2 separate regions of the Homo sapiens genome follow, and region 2 is linked to region 1. A link is a loop called in an ENCODE intact Hi-C map of the cell type or tissue named here. Cell type or tissue: sigmoid colon. All regions are shown on one strand. Each heading gives the region's core, and the rest is flanking DNA. Links, peaks and the distances in the headings are about the cores only.

What was found. A loop is a pair of places that touch in the nucleus more often than their neighbours do. Peaks named below come from ENCODE experiments on the same cell type or tissue, not always from the same donor. Only the 100,000 strongest peaks of a DNase experiment are listed, where the experiment ranks them.
Region 2: a loop joins it to region 1, with 2.5 times the contacts of the local background. A loop is called at or near these places in 1 of 110 quality-filtered maps.

The regions. Positions count from the first base shown.
Region 1 is chr13:40,546,067-40,551,929 of GRCh38, forward strand. No RefSeq gene overlaps it. Among named protein-coding and RNA genes, the nearest start is that of LINC00598, 68 kb to the left of the region's middle. RefSeq lists enhancers at 1-167, 168-668. In sigmoid colon, for the core only: no CTCF peak of the experiment used is centred there; a DNase peak (open chromatin) is centred at 3,575; H3K27ac peaks cover 258 bases.
Region 2 is chr13:40,372,462-40,378,324 of GRCh38, forward strand. All of the region lies in intron 6 of LINC00598 (long intergenic non-protein coding RNA 598), which reads right to left. Among named protein-coding and RNA genes, the nearest start is that of LINC00598, 110 kb to the right of the region's middle. In sigmoid colon, for the core only: no CTCF peak of the experiment used is centred there; a DNase peak (open chromatin) is centred at 3,430; H3K4me3 peaks cover 1,224 bases.

The sequences.
Region 1 (5,863 bases), core at 611-5,610:
AAAAATCCAGGCATCCTCCTTCAAGTGTTCCTCAGCGTTTGTAGCATGAAACAGAGCTCGGCCTGAGGACACCACCCAAATGAAGTGTCAAAGTGTTATCATCATGGAGTGTCTGGCCCTGCCCCAGGCGGCTCCCACCTCGGCTGCTGCTCCCTCACCAGGGGTTTGGAAGTTGCCCTGGAGCTGCCTCTGCCCTGGAGTTGGCCTGGAGCAAGGTGGTGTCTGCCCAGCCTGGAGTATGGGAAACTCATCCCAGCACCAACAACTGGGTCTAGCTTATGCTCCCTCAAAGATCTTGCAAGAGGAGTTGCTTCTCTTTCGCAGCTTTAAGAAAAGAGAGGCCCATTTCCAATGGAAAACAGACCCTCCGCGGGGGCTGGGTTGTTATTTTCCTCAGACCTGGATGCATTTAACTCAGCCATGTGGTCCCCCCGGATCAAATAAGCCGGTTTCCAGATCTGCCTTTCGCTCAAACGGTTTCAATGCCACTCCACAGTGTTATTCAGGGATTGATCCTTGTGCTGGCAAGACCAGAGGAGAGGCCAAAGCAGGCCCAGATGCGCAAGCTCCTGGAGCAGGAGGCCAGGCTGTCCAACTCACTTATGCAGCACCCACAGTAGGTCAGGCAGGGAAAAGCCTCTGATGAATGATGAGATTTTCAGTTTCATGGCCTGCTATCAGCCCAGTATTTATTTGATCCAAGGAGCCTATTTTTACAGAATACTTCATGACATCTTTCTGCTAACCCACACTACACACTAAAGAGCAGCAGAAGACTGCAAGCCTCATGAGGAAAGACAGCGCGTCTGTCCCGATCACCACATAGGATGTCCCCAGCATCTTGCATAGGGCCTGCTACACAGCGGATACTCAGTAGGTAAATGTAATTATTGAATGAATGAATGGCAGAAAATATTACAGCATTTCTGTAGTCTAAGAGCAGTTCTCAAATTTCAGTGTTCATAAAAATCACCCGGAATAATTAAAATATAGATTTCTCCACCATCACACCCCGATCCAAGATTCTGTTTCTCCTTCTCAGAGGTTCTGGAATTTGCATTTTTTACAAATCTTTCCAAGTAATTCTGTTGCCAACAGTTAGTAGCTCACATTTTGAGAAAGTCTTATCTCTGAAGTTCCCTTACAACAGGTTCCCTCAGGGTCTTGGGTAACTAAACTCCCCCCGCCCAGGGGACTCACTTTTCACTTCTGCATGGTCCACGGCGAATAGGTTTGCTCTACTCTTTTAAATTCAAGGAGAGGCTGAGGAATTAGCGTTGGCAGAGGTGGCTGGTATCCTTGGATGGAAGGTATTATAAATGCAAAGCGCTATTAAAATCACAAAACCTTTTGAATAAAAAGCCTTTCTTAATAATCCATCCACTTTTCTTAATCATAGTTTTTCTTCTACAAGTCTTAGAAGTACCCTGGAAAAAAAAAATCAGCTTATTTTGCAGAGAAACAACAAATTCCAACACTTGCTTTATGCTGGTCAATGTCCAGCCTTGCTGCTTCCAAACATTTCATATATGGGGCCTCTATTCTCTATAGTCTACAAGATGACAGGCACCTCCCTGTCAGGGGTAAGCCTGCAGCTCTCTTTCTGGATGACACATTGGAGGCAGTGGGAAGCTTGGTTTCAGAATGCTTACTAAGGTCAAAGCAGCACCTTTGGGAGCTGATTCAAATGTCTTCTAATCCCAGAGGGGCCATTATTGTCCGTAACGAACACAGAACTTTCATTCATACAATTCATAGCAGTCTCCCCAACACTCAGATCCAGCAGTGGGGAACATGGCTGAGTTTTGAGCCAACTCTTTAAGCAAGGAAAGGTAACTCAAATGCTGGAAGTATTACATGATAGAATGCCCAGGCCTGGAAACATTCTGAAGTCTTTTTTTAGTTATTCAGAAATGACAAAGGAAATTATTTACTCCAGAAAGGTTTGCAGATTGGTGTGGCTGAGGGATCCAAGAAAGCATTTTTCCTATGTCTTCCTCCCTCTCCCTACTCCTGCCAGTAACCAAGTGACAACAATATTGCTAGTCATCTATTTTTTTAATCATGTGATTTTCTTACAAAAGACAAGGACAATTGCTCAGATTGTTGTTTCCAAAAAAAAGGCACATGATGGTTAGATGAGATTCCATACAGCTGTTAAATGCTTCCAGCCAGTCCTATCCAGGATTTTGAAAATTATAGCCATGTTTTTAATGGAATAACAATTATTGAAGACAGAAAAATGGAGTCAGAGGGGAACTAGAAACTTACAGATAATATTGATTTAAAAAATATAGCTCATAGGGCTCTAAGAACTTTTGAGTCTCAGAAGATGTGTTTACAAGTACACATGAAGTTTTCTATTCAGGTTTTTTGGGAGGTTTTTTGTTTGTTTTTGTTTTTGTTTTGAGATGGAGTCTCGCTCTGATGCCGAGGCTGGAGTACAGTGGTGCGATCTCAGCTCACTACAACCTCTGCCTCCCGAGTTCAAGCAATTCTCCTGCTTCAGCCTCCCGAGTAGCTAGGATTATAGGCATGCACCACCACGCCTGGCTAATTTTCATATTTTTGGTAGAGACGGGGTTTTGCCGTGTTGGCCAGCCTGGTCTGGAACTCCTGACCTCAAGTGATCCGCCTGCCTCTGCCTCCCAAAGTGCTGGGACTACAGGCGTGAGCCACTGTGCCCAACCAATTCAGGGTATGTTTTATCACGACTTCCAATTATTTCTAAACAGAATTGCTTGACCTCAGGAGGTCCTCCTTTTCACCAAGACATTGTTTTGGTAGGTGTAGGGAAATAAAACAGGAAAAACTTTTCTGTCTTGCAAAGGAGAATTAATTATTTTCCTTTCAAAATAATATTTAATTCTAAAATATTTCAAAAATATTTGAATATTTCAAGTGTTTCAAATTAAATTTTTTTTAAAAGTCAGAACATGAAATCCACATACTTTATCCAATCCCATTAGGCTGGGGAGAGATGGAGACACACCCCCATCACACAACCGAGGCAAAAACTACAAATAACACTGCGGTGTCCTTCTCAGATGAGGTGGCTTGAAAACAAATCACATATCTATTTAATTAAGGGTGGCCAGTTGTCTTGTTAAAAAATAAACGAACAAACTCAGAGACTATAACTGTCCCAAGATGAGCACATCCTAGCTGTGTCTATAGACATGCAACACTTTCTGGGGGAAAGTAGATAAACTGGCATTTCAGTCTTGTTAATGGCAATTTTGGAAGTAGGAGCTAAGTGAAAGGGCTGACTCTGTCCCTGGAGCCCAGAGAAAAATCTATATGTAAAGAAAGGATTCTGCAGCCCTGGAGATGGCTGGCTGGAGGGCAGGCCAATGATCCCTTTTAGACATTTCATCATTGCCCATACCTTTCTCTCTTGCCATTGTACTTGCCTCGGTTGAAGTAATAGCAGCTCCAGACTTGTCAAAATACTTGGGGGTTCTTGGTCTGCTTTTAATTTGGTGGAATGTTGGCAGATGTGGGCTGGCTCACCAAAGAAGAATGTCTTTGGCTGTGTCCAGTGGTCAACTGCACTGGCCAGTTGCTTCAGGCTCAGTGGAAGGCTGTTGATGACCCAAAGTCAGGCAGGCCTGGCTCCAAACTTCTTGTTAGGATGGCTACAGGGCTGCCTCAGGAGAATTGTTAGTATTTAGCCAGGGCTAAACACAGCCACAAGGCTATATTTGGGAAAGGAGTCTTAAATGCTTCCAGTTCACCTGTGTAACTACTCTGACACTAGGGGTTGGGGTGGACTTTAATGATAGGGGAAGGCTTTGAGCTGGACTTTGATAAGGAAGGGAGGAGAAAGACATTCCAGATAAACAGACATTCTGGATAAACAGACCTTCCAGCATGCAAAAAGGCTGGAAGCATAAAAGGGAATGGAGTGTGACTGGTGCATATGGTGGAGATGCAAAGGCAAAGGTTGGTTGGGAAGGACCTTGCATGCTGTCTGAGTACCTTCAGGCTGCTATAATAAAATACCATAATCCAGGTGGCTTAGAAACCACAGAAATTTATTTCCCTGTTTTAGAGGCTGGGAAATCCAAGACCAAGGCCTCTCCCTTTCCTGGTTCACAGATGGCACTTTCTAGGAAGAGGTACCTAGAGCTAGGTACCTCTTTTGGGTTTCTTTTGTGAGGGCACTAATCCCATTCATGAGGGCTCCACTCTCATGACCGAATTACCTCCCAAAGGCCCCACCTCCTAACCCCATCACCACAAGGGTCAGGATTTCAACATTTGCAACATTTAAATGGGGCGGTAGAGGTACACAAACATTCAGATGGTAGTATGTGTCATAGATTCAAGTTTATGCTGAGACACCAGGCTAACATTCCTTTAGAAGAATAACCCTCCAGCCTGTGAAAGATTCTTCCAGGGGGCCTCTGAGTCCTCTCACCCACTGGGTGCTCTTGGTATGTCCACTGTGAGGTGAGGGTTCCAGGAAGTAATTAAAAAGCAGTCATTTGTTAATAGGGTGAACATATAATTAATCACCCAAACCTGAACACTTTGAGTAACAAGAGGAACTTAACCATAACTGTGCTGGGACAACATCTTTTCCTAAGCAAATCAGAACATTTGATTGCTCTCATTTTGTGAGCCCTTTCTATATGCCAAGCACTACCATAGGGGGTTAACTCAGGTTATTTAATTTCCACAGTAACCCCAGTATGCAGGTATAATTCCTCCCATCAAAAATGAGTCTAAAAAGCAGAACTGGCATCCTCTGCATTCCTTTTCCAGTTCCAGAATCTTCCTCTTGCACCCTCATGTTAAAAGCTGTATCCATGCTTACAGCATCAGCCTAACCTGCTGTGTGCCCTTCCCAGTCACTGACATCTAGCAGCTACTGGCTCTGCATTTCTCCCCCAAATTAAAGGCACTGGCACTTAAATGTGACTCCTCTCCACCCCAAGTCCCTTGGTTAGCTCTGAAATCTAATTTGCATGCTACATTCAATCTTGAGGCCCTATCATCCCCTAACCTCTTCTACTCTAGGGCCCTGGCCTTCACAGCTTCTCAGACACCTGCTGCCATGACCTCACCCCAGACCCTCCCTCAACCTCCTATTCTATCTTTCCCTTACTCCCATTCTGCCTGTTATTGTCACCAAAATCATTAGTCCTTTAATGCCTTCATACACCCAGTTGGTGATGTGTTGGCCAATGTTTAACAACCTGCTCTGTGGGGAAATAACGTGTGCCTGTATTTACGTACATAAATTAAGAATTTACTGATATAAAAGATGAGTAACAATTTACAAATAATAAAACATACAATACTCTCTATTGTAAATTATATTAGGTCAATTGATTCTCACAGAATTCTTTCACTGATTTTTATGGTCAACTTTTATCCGTAGCCAACATATGGTGGCAATCCAACCAGGACTTGACAAATGGACTCGCATCCCAATGCATTTTTTTTCTCAGATTTACTTTCTCAATCAACTGATGTGATTTAACTGTTAAACCATTTCTCACTCTCACCCAAATTATATTAGTGAAGCTGAAACTCTGCTTAGTGTCAGCACAGCAGCAGTGTAACAGTGAAACAGCACAAGAGCTAACATAACTAACTCCATTTTGGTTTAAGTGGCCCTTACCCATTTCTGCACATAGGCAAGGATAATTTTAGAGTACTATTAATATGCAAAAACAGCAATCATGTAGTTTTAAAAACTAACTCTGGGATTAAAGGAGAAGTATGTAAACAACTATGTTTTTGTTAAAGATTTATAGGAGCGTTGTGACCTGACCAAGGACAAAGAAGTTCCTTGAACACTTGCTGGCACCCAGATGTCGGTGGTTATCTGTTACCTCTTGATCTCAATCCC
Region 2 (5,863 bases), core at 402-5,401, 170 kb before region 1:
CAATGGTTCTTCACATGTATCCCTGGACCAGCAGCTTCAGCCTACCTGGGAATGTGCTGGAAATGCAAATTCTCAGGTCCCACCCCAGACCTGTTGAATCCAAAACTACGAGGATGGAGCCCAACAATCCCCCCAGTGATTCTGATGTAGTTTCAGAAGCACTAATATAAGGCCTCTAGAACAGTGCCTGGAGAACAATCATTGTTAGTTCATCCTTGTAGAGATTCTGAGCATATGTGAGGGATTATTGACTTGGAGCCTAATATGTCAACTGGGCACATTGCTGGGCCCCAATAGCATCTCCACTCTCAGGCTTACAATTCAGCCATGACTGTGCATGCCCCCCTGTCAATTTGTACTTGGTATAAATCAGATGATGCCCAGGTCTGAATTACACCTAAGTGTATAGCAGTATGGGTGAAAGTGACCTAAAGGAGCAGCTTTCCAGACCCTGCCCACTCTCCCCCTCCCATCCCCACTCAAACCTTCTCTATACCAAGTGCAGGGAAGCTCTCCTGGCCCGGGGGAGACACAGGGGATGCAGCCAGCACCTCTGAAGCAGCAAATGTGAAAATTCCAAGGTTCTATGGGAAGCTGTATGACTGCCTGCTTCTCTTCAAGTTGGAAGGAAAGGCCAACCCTCAGCTGAAGCCGCCAATGCTTGCCATTTTTTGGTTGGTTATTTGGTTTTTCTTTTCTTTCCTTTTTTTGTTTTTGGCTGTAAGTTGTAAAATAATTTTTTTATTCTTTGGATGAGACTGATATCCATGTTTTGTCATGGATGCCTGGAGTGCAGAGAACATTATGTGACAAATCTATGATATGCTAACTCCAATAAAACATTCTCTGGGCTGGGGACTCATCCAGACATTGGGGGTGCTGGACCCTGCCTGGGTCAATGGGTGTGGAAGGAAGGCTTCTTGATAAGTTATCTCAGGGTGTATGAAACCTGTTTATCCTGGAAAAAAAAATTAAAAAGAAGATACCAAGTTCCTCCAGACAAGGGATATCCAAGACTTTGGTTAATGGAAAAAAAACAGGTCTGCTTGGAGGTGATAAAGGAGAAAATCACATTTGGCAAATATGAAAAGGTCAAGTACCAGGTGTATTTGTCTGGTCTCATGCTGCTAATAAAGACATACCGAGACTGGGTAATTTATAAAGGAAAGAGGTTAATTGACTCACAGTTCAGCATGGCTGGGGAGGCCTCAGGAAACTTGCAGATATGTCCTTTTTCACATGGCAACAACAAAGTGCCGAGCAAAAGGGGGAAAGCCCCTTATAAAACCATCAGATCTCATGAGAACTCACTCACTATCACAAGAGCAGCATGAGGGTAACCGCCCCCATGATTAAATTACCTCCCACCGCGTCCCTCCCACGACACGTGGGGATTATGGGAACTACAATTCAAGATGAGATTTGGGTGGGGACACAGCCAAACCACATCACCAAGCCAGAAGGAAGACAGTGCACACCACAGATGTGGCCTGGAACTATGAGCCAGGAAATGTCATCAAATAAAGTAACAAAATAATCCATTTAACACAAACTGAACACCAAACAGCAGTCATCCATTCACTACACAAATGTTAATTGAGCACACCCTCTGTCTTAGGCCTGTGCTATGCCCTGGGCACACATGCAGCTGGAGAAACACTGGACAGTCAACAAGGAGCATGAGAGCACAGGTGTCCACGGGAGAGCCCAGAGGAGGCGAAGAAAGCCGTGGTCTGAAAGATCAGGGTCCCTTAACCAGGGACACTGACAGGCTGGACAGACAGGTGTCCTCATGCAGATCTGGACCCCAAAGGGAAACAGAGCAAGGCAACTTGGGGATGTTGAGAGAAGTGAATGGCCATGGAGTTGATGGACCAAGTGAGAGGGACCAAGCCTGTGAAATATGCAGGGACCAGCCTGGAGGGCTCCCAGGCATGCTCAGGGGCTAGCAATGTGTCCCAGGGGCTCTGGGAAGCCACTGGAGGTTTGTGAGCTCTGAGCCAACTGCATCAGCACAGGTCAGCACAGGGGTGACAGACTGAGGCCACGGATTCGGAACCGGATCTGAACCTCAGTTCTATCACTTCTTAGCTTATATCCTTGGGCAAATTTCTCAATGTCTTTATGCTTCAATTTCCTCGTCTCTAAAAGGGGAGTTTCATTATCTCACAGGGTTTCAATAAGGAATAAATGACTTAAACGTACATAAAAGGCTTAGCGGCCAGGCGCGGTGGCTCACACCTGTAATCCCAGCACTTTGGGAGGCCAAGGCGGGTGGATCAGCTGAGGTCAGGAGTTTGAGACCAGCCTGGCCAACATGGTGAAACCCCGTCTCTACTAAAAATACACAAATTAGCCAGGCATGGTGGCGCACGCTTGTAATCCCAGCTGCTCGGAAGGCTGAGGCAGTAGAATCACTTGAACCCGGGAGGCGGAGGTTGCAGTGAGCCAAGATCGTGCCATTGCACTCCAGCCTGGGCAACACAGTGAGACTCTATCTCAAAAAAAAAAAAAAAAAAAGGCTTAGCATAGTGTTTGGAACATAAATGCGTAATAAATATTAGCAACTATTATTACTACTGTAACAGGGCAAATATTAATGTGGGGTTGACACAGCCTTTGCCCCTCCCTCCCACTGCCTATCAATGAGAATTCTACCAGCCCGATTTCCCCTCTTCTTCCTTATTTCAGCAGAAGATTCTTGCTTGCTGGGATCAGAGCTAACTAAGTCATCTAGTCTGACCTAGGAGGTGTTGGGGGCTGGACCTTGGTGTGGTGATGTGGAAGGGAGGCTCTTCAGGGGGTGCAAAACCTGCCTATCCTGAAAAAGAGCAGATACTGAGTTCTCCAGAGAAGGAGTATCCAAGCTTTTTTTAAATGGAAAAAAAAATGGTCTGCTTTGGTGAGGGAAGGAGGAGAGAAAAGCAATAAGGAGCTCAGATGGGGGAGAAGTCGGGGACATTTGTGTCAGGCTGTGGAGCAGCTGGGGGTGAAAGAAAAGTGGTTGGGAGGACAGAGGGAATTCAATTGAGAGCTACATTTGGACTCCTTTTAAGTTTTTTTTCTAAAGATGTAAGAATAAAATTCCCTTGTAATTAGTCTGGCTTTTGCCCTGTGTTTCTTTAAAGTTGACTCTATGCAGAGGCTGAGCCATACAGACTCCTCCTCCAGGATTTAGAAGAGTTATAGTATTAATGTTGAAAATGGGTATATGAATACCTACCCTCCAGGGCTATTCTTAGGATTAGATGTGGTAATGCAGGTTGTATCCACCAGCTTTCGATAGATTATGCTGCAAACAACCCTCAAATCATAGTGGCTTACAACAACAAAGGTTTATGTCCTGCTCCCGTTCCATGTTCACTGTGGCTTGGCTGCCTGTCTGTACTCTGGGAACCAGACAGAGGAACCCGCCCCTATCTGCGCCAGGCTGGGCTGGTGTGGAGGGAAGAAAGGCAGAACTGCAGTGGCTCTTGGAGCTTCTGCTTAGAAGCCTGTCACTTCCAATTCCATTCCATTGGCCAAACAAGTCACACATGTCGTCAACAGGGTGGGGAGCATGATGGCCCCACTGGGAAGGGCAGCAAAGACTTGGAACAAGAACACAATCTGTCACAGATATGAAGTGCTTAGGACAGCCCCTGGCACGTGGAAAGCCCTCAATAAATGATTGCAATCATTCGTATCCATCTGCAAAATGGGAAACATAACAGTATCAGTCTCACAGGGAGTTTGAGGGTGAAGGGAGGAGATAGGCAGGAATCCCTTAGCACAGGGTCTGGCACCTTGGAAGCTGCTCAACAAAAAGCAGCTATTGGTGAGTTTTTAAGGGAACAGGACTCCCAGGGACCAGGGTAGGCAATGAGAGAAGGCTGCGGCAAGGAAGCATGTGGTGATCTGAAGCTATAGAGGATCTTAGGGTCCCCATGGGAAAGGATGCTCCTGTCTCAGGGTGTGTGGGGGGTCAGAGGCTAGACCATGGCCCCAGAGAGCCAAGGGCTGCATAGGAGCAGGAAATGCCAATTAAACTCCCACCTGACTGAACAACCTGCAGCCCACCCGCAGAGCAACACAGACCTCACTTTTTATCCAGCCTTTCCTGGGCTGCGAGGCCAAGCTGTGGCTCCAGCAGGAAGCTTCTGCTGCCTGTGTCAAGGCCCAGCTGCCAAGGCACCTGCTCCCTGCTCTTGGGCATTGCAGCTGGCAACTGTCATCCCTCCCTTTCTGCACACAAGAGAGGCAACTCCAGGCCTCCCAAACCCCAAACCCCAAACCCATGCCATCCTCCACCCAGGCCAGCAAGGCTGCTCTCCCGGCCAGGAAGGCAGGGCCAGAGTAGAAGGAGGGTCTGAGGACCACAGGCTTTCAATAAAAATAGATTAAGATCAGATTTGTTTGGAGAGGCTCCCTTTCACTCCTTTTACCCCCTGTCTCTACTATCCCCCACCACACGGCTCTCCACAGAGATCCTTACCCCCTCCCCAGGACCCCTTCCTTCTTCATCATTCCACCAGCAAATGCTTATTGGAAGCCCTCCACATGGCAGGCACGTGCTAGGTGCTGGGGATAGAGCAACGAACACGTCTTACCTCTGTCCAGCTTATGCTCCAAAGCAGGAAACAGTGAGAATCAAGAGGAAGACATAAAACAGCTCCTATGTTGGGCAATGGTGAGTGCTAAGCGGCATAAGAGGGGGTGGAACTGTAGCGTATGGCACAGAAGGTCTCTCTGGAATGATGCAGTAAAGACCTAAAGGAACAAGCAAGCCTAAAGGCAAGTATAAGGAATTAGAAAAAGAGCCAGGGGCCGTGGTGGCTGCTGCAAAGCAGTTTATTCAAGGTTTCCTCTTCCCCTCAGTTAATCCTCCCCTTCTCAAAAGGATTCAGACTAGGAAAGCAGCCAGGGAACTCCCTCTTGGACTCTGTTTCCAGAGCCATGCTCTGCACTCCTCAGATGGGTCGGTGGATGACGAGGCAAGAGGGTCTTGAGTTCAAATCTTGATTCTGCTCCATTTATCAACTTTAATGGCCATCTACATCCCTGCAACCTGCTGCCGGCAGTCCCAGGACAAGCTAGCAGCTTCCTGCACCTCTGCCTGGGTTTCTCTTTGGCCCCGGAAAAGCATCTGGTCCTCCCCCAGGACAAATTGGAAGTATTGGAGAGAGACCCTCGTGCAGCAATGAAGACCCCACACCCCTCGTCCCTCAGTGGTCTGTTCTGCATTGTCTCAGCAGGTCCTCAGCAGGACAAAGCCCAGGTCCCACAGTATAACTGTCCTCAACACACATACTGGCTTTCCTCCCATCCTGGGCTAACGCTGACATTCCCATTCCCTCCCAAATAAGCTACCTGCAATTAAATCCTTGTTCATCTGCTCTGGGGGAAACCCAAATTGAGATGTCAGCCATGAGAATCTGAGAAAATACTGCAAACTCTCTGAGCCTGTTTCTTCATCTGTATCACGGAGACCATGAAGAGTAACGAACAGTCGTCAGTGGGCACGGAGGAGGGAATGAGTCACAAGGGGTGAACAGTTCAGCGTGAACGAGCTGAACTGTAAGGCAGCTAGCCTTGTGCTTGGCACAGAGGGGCAGACAGTAACCCCTCTGAGAAAACAAATGTGATGATGTATGTGAATTCGCTCTGCAAATGACAGGCAATGCCACAAATGCACACAGGCTGCGTTGCATGGGGTTAAGAGCATGAGCCCCACAGGCAGAACACCTGGGTTAGATTCCCTACTCTGCCTCATAGCAGCAGTGTGACCTTAGGCAATGATATAGTTTGGATATTTGTCCCCATTCAAATCTCCTATCAACCTGGAATTCCCAATGCTAGGCGGCGGGGGGGCCTGGTGGGAGGT